Linked DNA regions of Homo sapiens: region 1 is linked to region 2. A link is a loop called in an ENCODE intact Hi-C map of the cell type or tissue named here. Cell type or tissue: CD14-positive monocyte. All regions are shown on one strand. Links, peaks and the distances in the headings refer to the core of each region. The heading gives the core; the rest is flanking DNA. Region 1 has its middle 8.5 kb from the start of SPATS1. Region 2 has its middle 22 kb from the start of SCIRT.

Region 1 (5,375 bases), core at 305-5,304, 240 kb after region 2:
TAAATGTAACCCTGAATGTGTTAACATTGTCCTCTTTGACATAATAGATAAATATATTGAGCTGTAATTACTATACATACCATACTAAGTGCTTGAATTTTAATCTAATCTCTGCCTACAAAAAAAAAAGAGAGTATAAAATTGCTTCCTGGTGTTCTTAGAAGAGAGAATTAAATTCATAACACAACCTTCTGAGCACTGTGCCCTGCGTCCTGCTTCCCCTTCCTTTATTCTCCATGCCCTTACACTATTTCATTTTCTTCATAGCACTTCTTTCTTTTCTTTCTTTTTTTTTTTTTTGAGACAGATTCTCACTCTGTCACCCAGGCTGGAGTGCAGTGGCGTGATCTTGGCTCACTGTAGCCTCCGCCTCCTGGGTTCAAGTGATTCTTGTACCTCAGCCTCCCGAGCAGCTGGGATTACAGGCGCCTGCCACCACGCCTGGCTAATTTTTGTATTTTTAGTAGAGATGGGATTTTGCCATGTTGGCCAGCCTGGTCTTGAACTCCAGGACTCAAGTGATCCGCCTGCCTCGGCCTCGCAAAGTGTTGGGATTACAGGCATGAGCCACTGTGCCCGGCCTCATAGCACTTATTTCTAGCTCTCATTTTTATATTTATTTCTCTACCATATTAAAACTTGTCATTGAAGTATAACATATGTGCAGAAAAATGCACAGGTGAATTGCTGGATGCATTTTCTGGGGGTCATGGACTTTCAAAAATGTTATTTATGTAGTTGTAAAATATACATAACACAGTATTTGCCATTTTAACGATTTTTTGTTGTTGTTGTTTTTGTCTTTGAGACAGTCTTGCTCTGTCGCCCAGGCTGGAGTGCAGTGGCGCGATCTCGGCTCACTGCAACCTCCGCCTCCTGGGTTCAAGCATTTCTCCCTGCCGAAGCCTCCTGAGTAGCTGGGATTACAGGCATGAGCCACCACTCCTGGCCCCATTTTAACAATTTTAAGTGTACAATTCAGTGGCATTGAGTACACTCACACTGTTGTGTAGTCATCACTGCTATCCATCTCCAGAACTTTTTCATCACCTCGACTGAAGCTCTGTACTCATTAAACATGAAGTCCCCATTCCCCTCCCCACGGCCCCTGGCACCCACCATTCTACTTTCTGCCTCCATCAATCTGACTATTCCAGATACGTTATATGTGGTCATGAGTCACTAGCTGTGACCCTGAGCACCTGACATCATGTGCCTCCTGTTTCTCTTTATTTGGCCTAAGTGTATTAGTGTTAAGCCATGTGATGACGGTCCCCAGCCAGCTACGCTGCCTTGAAGACTGTGCACAGGGATTTTTCTCTCATTTCCTGTCATTACTGTGAGAAACTGTGATGCAGCTAATGTTTCCATGTCGGACCGCAGTCTCCAGTGTGAGCAGGAGGAGCTGCCAGCTTCACAGTTAACTCCTCTTGCCCGTCACAGTAATAAGTGGATTCCTTCCACTTAAGTGGATTCGGTTAAGAGCCCAGTGGTGCTGTGAACACCATCTCTCAGAACAAATGGAAGCTATGTTTGAAGGATGCTGCTTCTACTAGTGATGATTTCTGAATTTTTCCTCTTCATCTCCTCTGAAAGATTTCTTCCTAAATAGGTAGGTTTTGTATTCAAAACAGCCTCTGTTTGGAAAAAGAAAAAGTGTTAATTACGCAGTTCTGCTTCTTTCCTGCCATTACCCCTTCTCCTAAATCTGTTTTAGCTGAATAATCTCCTGAATCCTGTTTAGCTGAATAAGGAACATCTGGGGCTTTTAAAGGCCTTTTTCATGTGAGAGAAAGGCACATCTGTTTTAGAGTATTTCTGGAAAATGAAAGAGCAGAATGGAAATTTGACAAGATTGAAGTGTGCTGGGAGAACATGTCCACTTCTCACTCCAGAGCCTGGAAATCACGATGACATTTGGTTTGGAGGAAATGGCCAGTCCTGCAGCTGGGCCTGTCTCCCTCCAAAGCCCACAACGAACCAGCGAGCAGTCCAGTCGTCATAAATGTGGACCACAAGTTCCTCTCTGGAGCTGCAGAAGACTGAAGAGGAAGGCGTTTTCCCTCCATTTGCAAAGTAACAAGAACCAAGGGCTTCCTGACCTCATGGGTGTCTTGGAGGAACGTTGAGGATGGATGAAATTCACAGGACTCAATAATCGTCCTCCACTCATCACAGCCTCCCTGTGTTAGAACAATACAGCCACTCTCTGCGCCACGTGACTTTGCATTATCTCCCACGTGTGCAGATGGAGTCTATGTGTTCACCTCACTGATTTTGAGTTTTCCCATGTGACCTGCTTTGGCCAACAGAATATGAGCAAAAGTGGCAGTGCAGCAATTCAGACACAGGCCTCAAGAGACATGATGTGTTTTCACCCACCCATCGTGTGCTATGCCATTTGACATGAGAAGAACAGGCCTTAGGGAGCTGCTGCTGATCCCTAGGGAATGAGATAAATCCCAGGGAGCGAACCTGGATCTGAGCTGCAGTCTGAAGCCAGGCTTAGCTGACCAGGTCTAGCCTGAAGCAGATTGATGCTAGCTGACCTCCAGACTCGTGAGTGAGCAAAATAGGTGTTCGTTGTTGTAGGACACTGAGTTTGAGGTAGTTTGTTACACAACATTATTTTTGCAATAGCTGAGTAATACAAAGGCCAAAATACAGAAGCCAAGAGTAAAAGGGCAAGTGAAGTAGGTGGCTGATGTGTGAGTCGATACGGAAGTGATGGTGGGATCTGAGCAGACAGCATGTGGGGAAGGGCCTGCAGGAACAAGGTGGAGAGGATGGAGGAAAGGAATACTGCACTGCAGCCCAACAGAGCCTGGATGGAGTGGCAGCCCCCCTCCCCACACACCCCTCCTCTGTGCCTCTGCAGAGTACTGGGCCTTTCTGGTATCTTTGTTCAGTGTTGCCAATATCCAGGAGGCTTCCAGAGAGTAGAAGTTTGACTCCTAACAGGGTCAGGATTTCCAGTTATGGGGTCAACCTGGGCTTATAGTCATGCTATGTCAATGGAACAATAATGGAAAGGTGGGGCATGTGAGATCTAAGGAGAACGCTGCTGAATGGGTATTGGCATCACTAGCTGGGAGCTCCCTAACTCTACACAGTCATTAGTACAGGGAACCAGCCCTCCGAAGCAGAACTTCCAGGCCATGTTGGTGTGAGCAGGGCTCTGAAAGGTCCTGTGACCTTGAGGAAGCTACTTAATCTCTCCAAACGCAGGCTAGGGGGTAATGGGGATAATAACAGTACCTATCCCCACAGGACTGTTACAAAGAGTTAATGCGGGGAGCCTCTGACACAATGCCTGGCACAGAGTGAAGCCCACCATTAATTAGCATCAATAGCTATGTCACCATTTCTTTTCTTTTTTCTTTTTTTGAGTTGGGGTCTTGCTATGTTGCCCAAGCTGGCCTTGAACTCTTGGGCTCAAGTGATCTTCCTGCCTTAGCCTCCTGAGTAGCTGGGCCTACAGGTATGTGCTACCATGCACAACTTATGCTGCCATTTTGTAATGAGACTGATATCTGGCGTTCAGTAAGAAATGGATATGTCTTGTTTTTCTGAGCCTAGATATTTCTTAAAAGTAGAAGGCCGAGCGCAGTGGCTCACGCCTGTAATCCCAGCACTTTGAGAGGCCGAGGCGAGCAGATCACCTGAGGTCAGGAGATCAAGACCATCCTGGCCAACATGGTGAAACCCCATCTCTACTAAAAATACAAAAAATTAGCTGGATGTGGTGGTGCGTGCCTGTAATCCCAGCTACTCGGGAGGCTGAGGCATGAGAATCGCTTGAACCTAGGTAGCAGAGGTTGCAGTGAGCAGAGATTGCACCACTGCACTTCAGCCTGGCGACAGAGTGAGGCTCCGTCTAAAAAAAAAGTCGAAGTCCCAGCAAATAGACTGTCGCACTCAGCCTCCTGAGTAGCTGGGATTACAGGCACGCACCACCACATCCAGCTAATTTTTTGTATTTTTAGTAGAGACGGGGTTTCATGATGTTGGCCAGGATGGTCTTGATCTCCTGACCTCAGGTGACCCACCCGCCTTGGCCTCCCAAAGTGCTGGGATTACAGGCGTGAGCCACTGCACTCGGCCTTCTACTTTTAAGAAATATCTAGGCTCAGAAAAACAAGACATGTCCATTTCTTACAGATCTCTCCTTGGCAATACCCTGAGCAGAAATCTGACTTCCACCATTTGTTCCTCAGCCCACATCAGCCAACCTGCTGGCTTTTGTTTTCTTTCCCCTTTCTCTGTTTCTCGGGAAATCTGTCTATTCTTATGCTTGTAGGGGGAAAGAAAAGTGGAGGTGGACCTGAAAGAGCAGATGGCAGAGCTCAGCAGCATGCTACCTCTTGCCACCAGCTTGGGCTGTGGAAATGCTATTTTATAGTTGGCAATTCCACCATGAGCTAGGTGACCCCTCTGCTGCACCTGTGGTTTGTGAAATGGATCATATGACCTTCAACAAAACAACAGCTGGGGCTTTTTAAACCAGGAAGATCCTGCCATGCTAACTTGCATTTCTTTTCCTAACCTACCATAGAATCTTGCCCTAGTTCTGCCTTGCACTCTTTTTTTTAGGGGAGAATTTCCAAGGCCAATGAGCTCCCTACCTAGCCATTTTTGCATTTTTCTTAGAGTTTGTGTGGAGAAGCCCGTCTCTCTCAGGAGGCAGTCTTCCCCATTGTCTTCTAAAAGCTGGCCCTTCTGGAGGGTTTCAGTCTGTCCCTGGTCCTGGTTCAAATCTGAGTGAAGATGCAGGAGGATGTAGCCACCCTCCTCTCAGAGTTCATGATGAGCACGGTAAGGAGATGATCTCACTTCTTCCCCAAGAACCTTTAGCTCTTTAACAACTTGCAAGAATGAAATTTCTTCTATTGGTTTCTCTCCTCCACTCTTCCCCAAGAGAACAAGCCAAATACTGTACAGGTCCTCTTGCATCAGAGTTGAGTGTTTGTACTTCTTTATTATATAAATCAGTCATAGAAGGAATTGCTCTTCATAACAAAAGCACACAGTTATTGACTTCCTACCATGTGCCTGTCATTCTAAGTGACATGTATTTATTCATGAATCCTCTCAACCTTATGAGGGAAGTACTATTATGATCTCCGTTTACAGATGAGGAAACTGAGGCTCACAGGGGCTGAATAACTTACCTAGAGTGGACAGCTGGTAAGCAGGAGTGGCAAGATTTGCGCTCGGGAAGTTTGATTCTGAAGACTGCGCTTGTTCTTATAACGTCATAATGCTTATTTTCACAGTATTGGCTGGGTTGAAGACCACAATAACATTTATTTGCTTATTTTTTCTGCAAAAGTAACAAATATTCAGCAATGTTCAGAGATTTGGCAGCCTCTTAA
Region 2 (5,375 bases), core at 120-5,119:
AAATGAGGAGGACATGATGCCCTGCCCTGAAGGGGCTCACAGATGAGCAGGTGTGGCTTGGAGGAAGAGGAGAGGCCAGGACTAACACGTATCAAGTCTGTTCATCTTCTGAGTTCCCAGAGAAAAGAGCCCCACACTCACGGAGCTGACAAGCAAGCCAGAAAGTAGGGAAATTTCAGGTTGGGATAAGCCCTAGAAGAAAATAAACAGAAAGTAAGATGAAGCAAAACCAGGCGGGGGATTTAGAGAAGGTGGTTGCAGAGGGCCTCTCTGAGGAGGTGACATTGGAAATGAGGTGGAGAATGGAATGAGAAGGAAACATTCCAGGTAGAGAAGGGCAGGTGCAAAGGCAGGGACGCAAGAAAGGACTGAGAATGTTCAAGGAGGGGCAGGGACGTTGATGTGGGTGAGATGTGGAGAGCAACAGGAGACAGGAGGCAGGCAAGGCTTTGCAGGCCTGGTGAGGAATCCGGGTTAAATATGAGCATTATCCCCATTTAGTAGATGAGAAAACCAAAGCTCAGAGGTTAAGTAACTTGCCCAGGGTCGCATAGCTGGTGAGTAGCCAAGCTGAGATTCCATCATATAGTCTGGTAACAAAGTCCATGTTTTCTTTCCTCTACTCACTGAACAGGAACTGGCTGGCTGTGACAAAATGTGATAACTGTTAAGTGATTAATGACAAGTGGTTTATGACAGAAGCCTGGGGTGGGGGGACACAGTTTGCCGGGGAAGTCTTCATGGAGGAACTAACTGGGTCCCTAAGAATGAGGAGGATTTTGCCAGGTGGAAAAGTGGGGAGGACGAGCGCTCAAAACAAGGAGAATAACTTGAGCAAGGCCAGGGATGTGGAACATGAGGCCTGGTGGGAGCTGAGAGGCAATGGAGTTGCTGAGAGTAGAACTGGCGGGAGATGGGCGTGGAAGGCAGGGTGGGCCAGACCAGAAGGGACCCTGAATGCCTACCAAGGATGTCTACATTGAATTTCTGGGCAACGAGGAGCCAAGGCAGGTTCTTCAACAGGCTGAGCTGTACTGTGCTTTAGAAAGATGACTGTGATGCAGGGGCCTGGAGAGGCTGGTGTGTGGGGAGGGGCAGCTAAAATAAATGGCCAGAGGCTGTAGAGAGAGGTGGGGCAGGACAGGGCCCGTCAAGCCCCAGAGGTAACCAAGACTGAGAAGGAGTTTCACTCTTGTTGCCCAGGCTGGAGTGCAATGGTGCGATCTTGGCTCACTGCAACCTCTGCCTCCCGAGTTCAAGCGATTTTCCTGCCTCAGCCTCCTGAGTAGCTGAAACTACAGGCGTGTGCCACCACACCCAGCTAATTTTTGTATTTTTAGTAGAGACAGGTTTTCACCATGTTGGCCAGCTGGTCTCGAACTCCTGATCTCAGGTGACCCACCCTCCTTAGCCTCCCAAAGTGCTAGGATTACAGGAATGAGCTACCACACCCGGCCAAGAAAGTATTTTTACAGACCCCAAGAATGGGGTGTCCAGCTGGGCGTGGTGGCTCATGCCTGTAAAATCCCAGTACTTTGGGAGGCCAAGGTTGGCGGATCACCTGAGGTCAGGAGTTCGAGACCAGCCTGGCCAGCATGGTGAAACCCTGTCTCTACTAAAAATACAAAAAATTAGCTGGGCGTGGTGGGAGGAGCCCGTAATCCCAGCTACTTGGGAGGCTGAGGCAGGAGAATCGCTTGAACCCGAGATGGCGCCATTGCACTCCAATCTGGGTGACGAGAGCGAAACTCCGTCTCAAAAAACAAAAAAAGAATGCAGTGTCCCCAGCCCCAGGCCCCGCCCTGCTTCACCCCACCTCCCTCCACAGTTTGGCCTGGGTCCATGGCTGGAGTCCCTTCCTAGCCTATAGCCCCAGGCCCTGCTGCAGTGACCCCCATCAGCCCAGGGCATTCTGTTCATGCCCCATGACTCTCATGAAGGATGAGAGCAGGGTGCTGGCTTTACAGGAGTTGGGTGAACCTCAGATACTGAGAGTGGACAACACTTACACAGCCCTGACCCGGAAAGGGGACCTGTTTTAAGTGCCTTATTTTGACTCACTTCAACCCTACAAGGTACGTACTATTACATTCCAAGGAGGGGAAACTGATGCACAGGGGACTTGCCCAAGGGATGTGAACCCTGGCAGTCTGGTGCCAGGGTCTGTCCTCCGTACTCCACCTCAAGGTAGTCATTGCTCTCTCTAGACTCTGAGTGTCTCTACCTGCTCTCCTCTCTCCTCTTTGCTTTCACAATGATCCTGCCAGATGCTCTCTTTCCTGCCAGAAGGGAGGGCTACATGTGAAAATCTGGCATCAGAGTCTCAGCCACTCCCTTCTCAGGAACCACCTGCCTGCCTGCCATAGCAGGCGGTGAAGAGCCAGCCCTGACATCAGACAGCTCCTGGAGGCAGGCAGGCCTGTCTGAACCCTCCTCCCTGCTGCAACAGAAATGGCTACCAGCCCCACTGGCCAGGCCTACAGCAGGCTGTGCCTGGCCCCCACTTGACAGGCAGCACTCACCTCTCACCTCTGCTCTGGGGGCCCAGCTGAGGCAGCACCTGCCCAGGATGTCATGGTGCCATAGTTGCACCAGCTCCAGGACCAGGGCAGCTGAACGCCCCTTTGCCCACTAGATGGCACAATGTGCACAGAAATGTGGGTTGACCGCTTGGCCACCCTTTCCACCTGCAGAGGAACTGGATTTCACCACACTCTGCATTTATCTCATTTTTATTCTCATTCCTCATCCTAACCCATAGCCAACCATTTGTATGTGTCCTTGCAAAACAAGTGCATGTATTTTTTAGTTTCACAATTAGTAATATATATATATATATATATATATATATATATAAAAAACACACACACACATTATAGATATATTTCTTAATTGTTTTCGCTCAGCACTGTATTTTTAAACCTCATTCATGTTGCTGTGAGCACATTTAGTTTCTGGTGGGCACCTTCCACATTTATTTACCCACTCTGAGGGCGACAGGCACCCAAGTTCCCTCCAACACCCCAGCAACCCTGCCATGACCGTCCTTGACAGGAACCGTTACGGCTCGGCCTGAAAACCTAAGAAGCGGAATTGCCAGGTTACAGGGCATGCAGCGACTTCATTTGGCACAGTACTGCCAGCCAGCTCTCAACCCACCCAGTTCTTGGAGGGTTCCTGGGGAAAAGACGCCCAGCCTCCTAGGACTAGTCAGCCTAGCACCCCTTCCTGTGGGGAGGGGCCCCAATCCTTTCTGCTTGGGCCCAAGGGAGATGGAGAGCCAGTGGCCTCTGTCAAGAGCGTCTTGCAAAGGTAAGACCTTAAGGTCCTACATCTCCCCTGGGCATTTTTTTTTTTAAGTAAAGGGCAATGGCTGGCCTGTTAAATCCCCCACATCCCTCTCTTCAGGAGCCTTTCTGATTACAAAGCCCATTCTTTTTCTCCCTTCTCCTCCCACAGAACTATCCCAGTTTCCTGCATTTTCCCATTTCTCTTCCTCTGCCCATCCCTTCCATGTGAACACCCTACACTTACTAGCTATGTGTCTGTGGACAAGTTACTTGGACTCTCCCTCTTTGTCTATAATATGGAAATAAGTAATATCATTACTAATAATAGGCACACAGGCATAATCCCTCCCTGGCCTCTGCACACAGCCCTCTCTCTAACTCAATGCTGCCCCACTTCCCACATATATTTAAGTAGCTCAAGCCCCTCCTCCCCCAGGAAGTCATCCCTGATTGAACCAGATACAGTCCCAATGTCCTTAATCCAACTGTCACCTACTAAGAGCTCAAGTGATTATTTTTGGCTGAAATTTGAAATAACAATAATGGCTATGATTGATACGCTGAGCACCTACTATGTGCCAAGAATTCTACGGCCTACTCCATATCCACACAAGAGCCCTGGAAGGCAGACATTGTCATCCTGACTTCTCAAATGAGGAGGCTGAGACTCAGAGAGTAAGGTGACTTGCCTGAAGTCACTGGCAGGTAATTGTCAAGGTCAGGACTGGAATACAGGCTTGTCTGATATAAAAGCTCTACCCCACACCACCTCCTTCAGAATCCCTTCCTCTTGCCCTCATTCCCCCATACACATGGTATGTGCATTGCATTTTAAAATTATTTGTGATTTTAAGTACACAAATAATAGAGGGATATAGTCTCTTTATTAAAAAATTAAAGCACTACAGAGCTGTGTCACCTTTGACCAGGAACCTTCTACCTCCCTCCTCCCCAAAGGAACTCCCACTATTAGCACTGTCTTGGGTATCATTCTTGTGCTTTTTTGCCTTTTTTTTTTTTTTTTTTTGAGACAGGGTATCTTGCTCTGGTGCCCAGGCTGGAGTGCAGGGAATGTAGTGGTGTGATATCACAGCTCACCACAACCTCTGCCTCCCAGGTTCAGGTGATCTTCATGCTCAGCCTCCCAAGTGGCTGGGATTACAGGTGCACACCACCAGGCCCAGCTAATTTTTGTATTTTTAGTAGAGACGGGGTTTCACCATGTTGGCCAGGCTGGTCTCGAACTCCTGGTCTCGAGTGACCACCCACCTCAGCCTCCCAAAGTGCTGGGATTATAGGTGTGAGCCACTGCACCCAGTCCCATAAATTTTTCTGTATTTGTAGGAAATAACGTTGTTAAGTGATTTTACATAAATAATGTGTGTGGGGCCGGGCACAGTGGTTCATGCTTGTAATCCCGGCACTTTGGGAGAACGAGGCGGGTGAATCACTTGAGACCAGGAGTTCGGGACCGGCCTGGTCAACATGGCGAAAACGCGTCTCTACTAAAAACACAAAAATTATCTGGGCATGGTGGCCTGTGATCCCAGCTATGCAGGAGGTTGAGACACCTTGAACCCGGCGTATGGAGGCAGAAGTGAGCTGAGATTGCACCACTGCACTCCAGCCTGGGTGACAGAGTGAGACCCTGTCTTAAAAAAAAAAAAAAACAAAAAACCCACAATAATGTGTGAGGTATATCACTCTTCAACAGGCTTTTTTCCATTCAACAATATGTCTTGGAGAGCTACATCTATCTATACCTACACCATCCTTTCTTGGAACAGTTGTGTGCTACTCCATGGCACACATGGACTTTGCTTATTTACCCAGGCCCCTACTGATGGCTATTCAGATTGTTTCCAATTCTATTAAAAACAGGCTGAAACGAGTATGTACAGACCTCTCTGGGCACTGTGGTATGTGCTCTGTGCAGGGCATGGACAGTCATCTCTTCTCATCTGTCACATTGTTAGCAAACACCTCTCACAGGGGTTCTCAACTTGGGAACCACTGGAGGTTTCAGGGGGACCTCAAATCCCTGAAATTGTACCCAGAGTAACCTATGTATGCCTCTGCATATAT

What was found. Hi-C counts contacts between places; a loop is a spot of excess contacts. Peaks named below come from ENCODE experiments on the same cell type or tissue, not always from the same donor. Only the 100,000 strongest peaks of a DNase experiment are listed, where the experiment ranks them.
Region 1: a loop joins it to region 2, with 5 times the contacts of the local background. A loop is called at or near these places in 70 of 110 quality-filtered maps.

The regions. Positions count from the first base shown.
Region 1 is chr6:44,331,474-44,336,848 of GRCh38, forward strand. No RefSeq gene overlaps it. Among named protein-coding and RNA genes, the nearest start is that of SPATS1, 8.5 kb to the right of the region's middle. In CD14-positive monocyte, for the core only: no CTCF peak of the experiment used is centred there; a DNase peak (open chromatin) is centred at 2,688; H3K27ac peaks cover 1,690 bases.
Region 2 is chr6:44,094,262-44,099,636 of GRCh38, forward strand. No RefSeq gene overlaps it. Among named protein-coding and RNA genes, the nearest start is that of SCIRT, 22 kb to the left of the region's middle. RefSeq lists silencers at 2,491-2,785, 2,563-2,732 and an enhancer at 4,776-4,945. In CD14-positive monocyte, for the core only: a CTCF peak has its summit at 2,635 (motif pointing right); a DNase peak (open chromatin) is centred at 2,650.